Linked DNA regions of Homo sapiens: region 1 is linked to region 2. The links are chromatin contacts, found by Hi-C or POLR2A ChIA-PET in ENCODE. All regions are on one chromosome and are shown on one strand. The core of a region is the stretch at or near the end of the contact, and the rest is flanking DNA. Distances in the headings are between cores, read along the strand shown.

Evidence for each region. A loop is a pair of places that touch in the nucleus more often than their neighbours do. ChIA-PET counts read pairs that join two places held with the same protein, here RNA polymerase II (POLR2A).
Region 1: a loop to region 2 is called in a map of endothelial cell of hepatic sinusoid, with 2.3 times the contacts of the local background. The contact joins two enhancer-like sites. A Hi-C loop is called at or near these places in 1 of 168 maps with a recorded cell type or tissue (endothelial cell of hepatic sinusoid). POLR2A ChIA-PET finds 5 or more read pairs at or near these places in 1 of 52 experiments (GM12878).

What each region holds. Positions count from the first base shown.
Region 1 is chr1:94,139,890-94,144,804 of GRCh38, forward strand. No RefSeq gene overlaps it. Among named protein-coding and RNA genes, the nearest start is that of ABCA4, 21 kb to the left of the region's middle. Within about 2 kb of position 2,922, at least 3 of the 41 ENCODE cell types and tissues checked have a DNase peak (open chromatin) inside an H3K27ac peak, as active enhancers do.
Region 2 is chr1:94,019,926-94,024,981 of GRCh38, forward strand. ABCA4 (ATP binding cassette subfamily A member 4) reads right to left here. Exons shown (of 50, transcript NM_000350.3): 31 at 5,029-5,056; 32 at 3,461-3,493; 33 at 1,921-2,026; 34 at 1,715-1,789; 35 at 1,315-1,484. Among named protein-coding and RNA genes, the nearest start is that of ABCA4, 99 kb to the right of the region's middle. RefSeq lists an enhancer at 821-2,020. Within about 2 kb of position 1,251, at least 11 of the 41 ENCODE cell types and tissues checked have a DNase peak (open chromatin) inside an H3K27ac peak, as active enhancers do.

The DNA of each region.
Region 1 (4,915 bases), core at 1,672-4,171, 120 kb after region 2:
ACATATACACCATGGAATACTATGCAGCCATAAAAAATGAGTTCATGTACTTTGTAGGGACATGGATGAAGCTGGAAACCATCATTCTCAGCAAACTATCGCAAGGACAAAAACCAAACACCGCATGTTCTCACTCACAGGTGGGAATTGAACAGTGGGAACACATGGACACAGGAAGGGGAACATCACACACCAGGGCCTGTCGTCGGGTGGGGGAAGGGGGGAGGGATAGCATTAGGAGATATACCTAATGTTGGATGATGAGTTAATGGGTGCAGCAAGCAACATGGCACAGGTATACATATGTAACAAATCTGCACGTTGTGCACATGTACCCTAAAACTTAAAGTATAATTAAAATAAATAAATTAATTAACTAAAAAAAAAAAGATTTTGGTGGTCAATATGGTTTGGCTGTGTCTCCACCCAAATCTCATCTTGAACTGTAGTTCCCATAATCCCCATGTGTTGTGGGAGGGACCCAGTGGGAGGTAATTTAATCATAGGGGTGGTTACCCTCGTGCTGTTCTCATGATAGTGAGTTTTCACGAGATCTGATGGTTTTATAAGGGGCTTTTTCCCCTTTTGCTTTGGTACTTCTCTTGCCTGCCACCGTGTAAGACGTGTTTTTGCTTCTCCTGTGCCTTCCACCATGATTGTGAGGCCTCCCCAGCCATGTGGAACTGTGAGTCCATTAAAACTTTTCCTTTATAAATTACCCAGTCTCGGGTATGTCTTTATCAGCAGCGTAAGAACAGACTAATACAGTGGTTAAGAACATAAGCTTTAGAGTCAGACACACTTGGTATTTATTTATTTATTTTAGAGACAAGATCTTACTCTGTCACCCAGGCTGGAGTGCAGTGGTACAATCATGGCTCACAGTACCCCTGACCTCCTGGGCTCATGTGATCCTCCCATCTCAGCCAAGACTACAGGCACATGCCACTGCGCCTAAGTCTCACTATGTTGCCCAGGCTGGCCTCTGAACTTAAGCGATCCTCCTGCTTTGGCCCCCCAAAGTGCTTGGATTACAGATGTGAACCACTCCACCAGGCGCTACACCTATGTTTTGAACCCTATTCTACTGCTTATGAGGTATACAAAATGGGGAAAGCTTTTAAAAATTCCATTTTTATCAGTTTTATTATACGTAAAGTGAGAATAATAATATCTGTTGCATAGAATTGTTAATAGTGGTTGTTGAGAACCCCTACATCAGAGGGCTGTGATTAAATGAGATTATATGAAAGGAAGCACTTATCACGGTGCTCAGTCTAAAGGAAGTGTTAAATGGTGGTATTATTACTTTGATAAGAAATGTTGACTGTTGATGAATTTACTACTTCATGTCTTGAAATCATTGATGACATGATTGAACTTTTAAGATGGAGGTCCATCTTCTTACATATAAAAATATATCTGTGATGCTGGGCACGGTGGCTCACGCCTATAATCCCAGCACTTTGGGAGGCCAAGGTGGGCGGATCACGAGGTCAGGAGTTCGAGACTAGCCTGACCAATATGGTGAAACCCTGTCTCTACTAAAAAATACAAAAATTAGCCAGGCATGGTGGCAGGCACCTGTAATCCCAGCTACTCGGGAGACAGACGCAGGAGAATCACTTGAACCCGGGAGGCGGAGGTTGCAGTGAGCCGAGATTGCACCACTGTACTCCAGCCTGAGCAACAGAGCAAGACTCCATCTCAAAAAAGAAAAAAAAAAATCTGTGATAACCGGTATGTCCACTCAAATACTTATTATCTCCTCTATAAATGCAAGAAAAGTTTCCTCTCCTCTCACTTGCCTCATTTCTGTAATTAACTGTTGCCACCCCTCCAAATACCTTCACAGCAGCAAAGATAACTTTACATTTTTATGGACTTAAAATGTGAAGGCATTAACTCAGGTATACTAGTTCGCTTGTCCTTCACAATTGCCCTGTCATGCAGGTATTATTCTCATTTCAAAGATTAGGAAACACCCTCAAAAAGGCTGGATGACCTGCCAAAATCATGTAGCATGCCAATAGAAAAGTTGGGGTGGAAACACAGGCTTTTTCATTCTTTCCCATCACATGAGTCTTTGACAAAGCAGGAAATAAATGGTTGAATCTTCCTTTGACTTATATCTCCCCTTCCTGGTACACAATGTCATCAGCTTCTGCAAAAAGTTGACCAGTGCATGTATGAGTAGGGAGGCATCCCATTTTCCATGGATACCAATGCAGGAAGCAGTTGTTAGTTCTTCATTCTAGACTGCCACTGGGCAGTTGTGGTTTTATCCCTTTTATTTAAAACAGGGAAACAGGCAGCTGTAATTCAGCATTTGTTAAAAAGGAAAACTGAGTCATTTGTTTTTCGCTGATTTCCATTCTAACCTCCCTCTGTGCTGATAGAAGGCAAATAGCTCCCAGACCTTTTGGTGATTCATCCACATATTGGCAGCTAGTCTGGGATTCCAATTCAGTTCCAAGAGCACTAATTTCCTATTTTCTCCTTGTTTCAGAAATTATCACAAAAGACTTTAATTACCACTGTGAGCATCCAAAGAAAGGATAAGATCGGGTTGGTTTTGCAAACTGCTAGGCTCTTTCAACCCTGAAGATGGGCCTTTTGGACTGGAGCCTGCAGGTGAAATGCATCACCAGCCATCTTTGTAAAAGGTGAAAGAACCAGCTTCACGGGGACCTGGGGCTCAGACTTCACTCACACTTCTGAGAAGAAGTAAGGAAAAGAAAAAATGGAGAGGAAGGAGTGAAGAGGGGAAAGACTAGAAAAGTTAAAGGCAGACAGAAGGGGAAGCCACTAGCTTCGGGTCCTCCTCACTGGTTCCTTTCCTTGGAGCAGGGAAACTCACAGGTGCAGGGGCACTGGAAGTGGCTATCTGCCTTCCGCCTCCCTCCTCTTGTCCCACAGAGGCTCACAGCCTGGATTGCCTGTAGTTGAGCACTTTCACAACATTGCTTACCAGCTGCTCCCCACTGTAGAGGATGTTGTCAGATTACTTAATATTAATCTCTCTTGATTAGATTGCAAATTATACTTGAAGTTGTTTTAGTGAAGTCTGTATTCTATTTTCATTCAGATTAAAGGGTAAGATTTGTGAAAACATTCCCAACAGCTTTGGTAAAACAGTTTAATTAATTGGATTTGAAAACATTGGCTCCAAGACTGAATTTCAGCCAGCAATAAATGTCTCCAAGGGGCATATAAGATTCTTTAGGGTTCAAGTACATTTGTTAAAAAAACTCTTTTAAATAAAATAGTCTAAGACACGCCTAGTGCAAGTAAACTCCCATTATGGCCTAGGTTGTTAAGCCCTTGCATCAGTTTCCTTCAGCTACTGGAAGTAAGAAAAAACAAAGTGCACCCCAGAGCAATCTTTCTGCTGGTGTCACATCTCCTGCATCAACCTGGAGTGGCCATTAAACATACAGACTCCCAGGCTCCATGGCTGAACTACTCAATGGGAACATCTGGGAGTGAGGCCCAGGAATCTGAATGTTTAGCAAGGTTTCCAGGTGGCTCTGATGCACGCACCTAGCATTTGAGAAGCACTCCAGAGGAGATCAGAAAGACAGGCCAGTTTTCCACTGGAGTAAGTGCCAGGGTTTGCCTTCAGGCTCTCTTGTCCAAGTCCAGTTAATTCTCACAGCTTCAGGATCACTACAAACCAATCACTGCTGGAGGGAAAGTGGGACTGGTTTACACGAAGAAAATATAACACTGGCTTCTATTACATCACCAAGCATAACACACCAAAACCAAACATGCAAATGTTGGGGAATTTTCACTTATTGAATTATGTAACAGCTCTGAAATCTTTTATGTGATGTTGTCATTTGACTGCACAGTTATTTATCCATTTTTAACTCAAGGAAAAAGACTTCATAAATATAAAGAATGTTTTATGACAACAAAGGCATATTCTTTCTGCAATCTTAGATTGTTAGTAACCAGAATCTCCTTACAAAATATATACACATATATTTTTAAATTACAAAATAGACTGGGCCTGTCTGGGTTAAGTCAATAATTTGGTGGGCTCAAATGACACAACTCAAGCAAGTGCAGCTGTGGCTTTGCCAGCATTTTATTTACTCAGTCTCTTTGGACTTACCTGATGCAATGACTCTGTCAAGGCTGCTCCAGTGAAGGAAGACATCTCATAAAGCTTCATCTCAAACCAGTTTACCAATTATGTAAACAGTTTTTGAGGGTTGTCTATGTGCCAGGCAATTATGCTGGGTACTTATGGATAGAATTAAGCATGGTATTAAAAGAGCGCCTCTCAGCTTTTAGCTGTGTGTCACAACTACCTGTGAAGCTTTTTGAGAATACTAAAGTATAGGCCTTACCACACACCCACTGAACTAGAACCTTCAGGAGCAGCATCCAGGCAACTGAATTTATAAAAATCTCTCCAGGTGACCTTAATGCAGAACCAAAATTAAAAACCACTGTGTTAAATCCTACAAAGAGCCTTCCCCTTCTGAGAAGTTTCAGTCTATGGGAGATATACTGATGTAAATCCATCCACAATAGGACATGTAGTAAGAACACATTTTAAAGAAAACACATCAGTGATAGATAACATCAAATATGACATAGAAACAAATGTATAGACAGAAGAATAAATAAAATTGACAGAGGTTAGGGAAAGCAAGGAGACATTTCTGGGCAGATTCTATTGTATCTGGTTGGCAGGAGAAATAACAGATTCTGCTATTCATTTTTCGTAATACTAAATTAAAGGCTCAGCAAAAGTTTCCAGTATAAAAAGCAATGCTTTACTTTTTCAAAATTCTGATATATTTGAAACTACATACAAATTTACAAAGAAATTATCTAGAATATATATACTTTTTATTAAAAATATACAACTTTTAAAATTTAGGTTAGAGCTACAGAT
Region 2 (5,056 bases), core at 1-2,500:
ATATGGACCAAGGTTAAATGGGTATTTGCGGGTTGCCTTTCTATTTCATGTGAATATTTCTAGACAACCTTTCTTTTTATTATATTCTCTAATTATTTTTATGGTGTATAGAAATAGATGTTTATATTAATCTTATGTACTGCAATGCTCTCATTAGCTCTAATAATCTGTCTATAGAGTCTCTTGAATTTTCTATGTTGACAGACATACGGTCTGTGAGATTTATCTTTTGTTAATAATCATCTTGTTAAATCACATTTTCAAGAAGTACATCGTAACACAAGGAAATGTTCATGATGTAAATTTAAGTGAAAAGAGGGCAGGCAAGTTGTACAGGGACTTGGCTCTATTTATTCTTTCCTCGGACAAATAGAAGGCATCTGGCTGAGGGGTAAGTTGGGGCTAAAGCCAGCCTGAACTTTATGTACAAGCCATAACCCCTGGCATGGGACAGTGTCCACCTGCAGAAAAGAGCATTTTTACTAATTTCCACAAAGGTATCCTATGTGGTAGTCACTACCTTGATAAAACTACAGATCATATCATCCATACACGTAGTAAGCTTAGAACAAATGACTGGAAGGAGACACACGAAAGTGTGGCTGAGTGAGAATTAACAGAGGACAGTCTAGGGCCCTAGGGTGTCCAGAGGAAGACACCAAGGAGCCAAGGCCCAGGTTTTAGTGGATGACCCTGGGCATGTTCACTGGCACTCAGCGTGTGCTAGGATAGTAAAATCAGGACCCCACAACGTTGCTGAAGTTTGCACTAACAAAGGTGCTCCTACCAACCCCTCCTCCATGTAGGCCTCAAATAGAGTGAACATACTACAAAACGCACAAGGCCACTGTCTCCACTGGCTGAAACTGTGCAAGAAGAGCCTCAGCTTGAGGGTAGCAAAGCTCTGTCGACATCTCCAAAGTATGCTCTTCTGAGGAAATTCCTGGAATCTAAGATAATTACTCCGAGGGAGCTGAAAGGTTTACTGAACTTTGCCAGTTCCTGGCAGCTGCTTTGCACATAGCAAAGATAATAATTGTATAAGCTCCAGGAGCAACTTGCTATCAAAAGCCAAAAGGGAATGGAACCAAATGTAAACTTACTTGCCACATAAATGTTGGGGAGAAAGAATGACCAAGAGGTCTGGTATGTGAAGTGTGAGGCACTTATTTGAAAGTCGGATGTTCATATGTGCCTGACTAAACAGCATTACCATCCAAATCAGCACTTCGCGGTGGTGAGAATCCTCTCAGGATGTTCAAAGAGTGGAGAAGGTGACAAGAAAGTGGTGAGGCTGGGGCTGTGGTGGCTTACACTGTAATCTCTGAGAGCTGCTCCTTGGTCAGGTTCAGGGGTTGGCTAATGACGGTGATTCCATACTCCTCGGGGCTCCTGTCCTTAGGCAGGCTGGCCCGTAAGATGGCGTTGTGGGCCACATTGAGAAAGCTGACCAGGGCATGCCAGCCTTTGTTATTAAACCACACCTAGAGGGTGGAGAGGACATCTGAGACGCTGCACTAACAGCTAGTTAAAGCAGAAATCAGTGAAGGAAAGGAAATTTGAGAAGCAGGAAGGGTTTGGTAGCTGGAAGACATTCCTTGCTAGATTTCAGCAGGAGGAGGGATGGAATTTAATGAAGGTAGGAAAGTAAAAATAAAATAACCAGCTCAGGTAAATTTTTAGCTCCAGAGCAGATTATACATAGGTCAAGTACCTTAATGTTGTCTTCAGTTTCTAGATGTTTAAGGAAATCAGGTATTTCTTTAGAGGCCTCTCTAGTGATAGGGCCCTAAAAACCATGTAAACAAACAAACAAGACGGTTTTAATTTTTTTTTCCTGTTATCACTCATGAGAGTTTCTCATTCATGGTAGTTAAGCAAGTCAAAAATCCTACTCAAATCTCCAGTCTGTTTACATACCCCGCTCACATTCATGATCCGGCCAAGGTCGCTTAAAAACCCAACAAGTGCTTCCCCCGTGATGGGGACGACTGGGAGCTTTCCTCCAATGGAAATTCCTCCATACCTGACAAGGAAACAGGAAATCCTCAGACCAGGGCCACGAACTTCACGCCTACTAGTAGCTCTCTCGGGTTTTGTAGGGAAACATGAACTTTCGGGGGAATTGCCTGGACCAGCGAGCAACATGGCTCCACTTTACAAACCAGCTTTTAACTCTTTTCCCACTGCTGCTGCCTCCAGGAAGGAGTCCAAACCCTCATCCTGGCCTCTGAGGCCCTTCTGCATCTGGTCTGTGCCCCTCTCCAACTTCATCCTTCCTCAGCCCTTCCCTGGAGTGGCCTATTCTGGACATATCGAGTCACTTCCAGAGCTCCTCATGGCCCAGACTGCCTGCATGTCTCTGCCTTTGCATGGCTGCTAGCTCCCCTCGGCACCTTTCCCTTTTGGGAGCATCGAGCCAACTCCAGGTCCTCTTTCACATGTCACATGTCATCTCCTCCCATCCCAGCCAAGGACTCCTTTTCTGTGCCACCTCTGTGCTTTGCAGGTACTTCTAGCAGCACAGGACCCATCTTCATCCTGTCATCCCTACCTCTCGGGGCTTCTGTGCCTCACACCTGTTCAGGGAGGCCCTTAGCCTCTCCTGCCTGGACTTGTGCTCTGCTTCTTCACTGGCCCTGGGATCTATCTCCTGTACTGCCCTGGAAGTCTGAAGTGACTGTGTGGAAACACCAGTCTGAGTGCATCACTCCCTGGCCTCAAACCCTTCAAAGGCAGGGCAGAAGCCAAAGTCAACAGAACAGAATGAATTAGCTGGTTATACCAAGCAGAGGAGGAGCTCTTTCTCAGGGCCTTGAATCACTGCCTCACTCCTACTCTCTGTCTCAGCCGAGGCCCCACAGGTCCCTCTGGAGAGCAATCCTGAAAGCCAGATTTCATGTGTACGGTCTAGAATCTGCCCAGGAAAGCACATACATGTCAGCCCCGCACCTGTTCTGGAGGTGCAGTTCCTGAGGGAGGCTGGGAGGCAGCAGGCTCCTAGAGTCCCACTTGGTGAGGTTCTAAACCTCTGGAAATATTTCAACCTCCAGGATGCCTCAGGAATGGGGTGAGTCTGGGGCTGGCCCACACTCCCTGAAGCTTAAAAGGAATGGGCCAAGGAGTGTCCCGGGTTTAGGCTACAAGGCCCTCTTGTTGGAGTATTATAAACTGTTATATACTTGGAGGTTTTAGAAGCTTTTTTTGGGTGAGAATGCTCTGAAACGCCACATCAGGGAATGCCACCCCCACTTATGTCCTCCAAGAAGAGGCACCACTGAGTGTCTTCTGAGTCTGGGATGTCCCTAGCCACATATTCTTCAGGACGTGTCTTGTGACTTCCTGAGCACCTACAGAACAGCCCCTCCTCATGGCTGTGAGGTGTGCCTTTTAAAAGTGTGCAATTATTTCAACAATGAATCAATCTGAGATTTTAATTCTGATAAAAATAGTTTCTTACCTCTGTTCATTGACCCAGAATTTGCTCTTTAAGCTGAAAGCCAAAATAAAATAATGCAATGAATACCACAAGTACAGCAGTGCCGTTAACTTTCTTTCCCAAACATTCATTTTGAAGACTGAAGTCTCAGTCTTCAGGGGCATTTTTGCATTTTCCGATATCCAAGCAATGCGGAAGCCGCCCAGCCCTGGGACATTGCCTGAATACACATGCAGAGAAAGGACCTATGATTTCCCCCACTGGCTCTCCAAATCATATCCCGCATGCTGGACTTTCTGAGTGGTCCTGTTGTCAGGTCATATGTCAGGTCAATATGCCTGATCTGGACCCAGAACACACGGCAATGACCATGTCAGTGTGGAATGAAGGCTGCAGCCCTCCTGTCTTCCACCCTGCAAAAATGAGACTCTAACAACCACCTGCACACCTCGGGGGAGTTCCGACTCACTCCACAGCCCAAAGTTAAGGCACTGACATTCAGTCAATCAAGGGTAAAATGACAAAATGGGAAATGAACAGATGCCAACTCTGGACCCCAGAGCTCAATCCCATGAACTGTCATTGTCATCCACCTTTAAGCACACACGCACAAAATCCAAAATTTCATACTGGAGATTTGCTGCTGAGAACTCAGTTTGGGATGGTTGCTGTTTATTGCATTCTATTTATTCTGCTTTTATTTTGGGGCTTGGATGGCATTCTTTGTTTTGCTAAATGCTTTCACCATTTGCAGTGTGTTCTAGTTAATTAAGTCAATTTATCCCTCGTTCAGGGCTCTGGCAGGTGAAGCAACAGAAAGTCCTACTAAAGTTAGACAGGAGGTTTTATCTTAAAGCCCCAGAGCCTGTGCGGACTGGACCACGCTTCCTTAGGATCCTCTCTCCTGGCATGGCATGCCCCTGTCAAGCTGCTTGTTCTGATACGGGCTGCCAAAGCTGTTCCATCCTGGATGGGGCTGATAAGAACAGCTGGAGAGCCAAGAGAACTAGATATTTCTTGAAAAGTTCATTGGCATCTCAAAGGGCAGTGATCAAAGATGATAATTCACAGTTAGAATATGACAGCTGCAGTTGACCTGGCTCGCCCTGGCGTGTGCTGGACTCAGACACTGTCCCGCTGCCTCTTTCCCACCCTATCTTTTTCCTTTCTCTTTTTTGCCACTTACTTATTTTCTCTTTTTCTTCTACCTTTTCCCCTATACTCCTCCACCTCCCTCCAAATTTTTACTCTCTCTTTTAACTAGTTAAAATATGTGGCTGCATTTTTGAATAACTTCTATGGTCTTCTGATATAACTTTTAATAATACGTGGGTTAAAATTTAAGACTGCTTGCCCTAAATGTAAAAACAAACAAACAAACAACAAAAAAAGAATTAATCTTAAGTTACATTTTACTTGTATGTGCCTCAATTGCTTTTTATGTTGAATGGGGCCCTCAAATCAGATAAAAAAGAAAAAAATCTACTGCCCTGATCATACATAAATTGAGAGAGAAAATTATCTTCTGTCCCTAGTTAATATCTTCTACAGGGAGCCAGGATAAAAAGCATAAAAGGATTTCTTCTTACCTGCTTCTTATAAGAGCAGGATACGTTT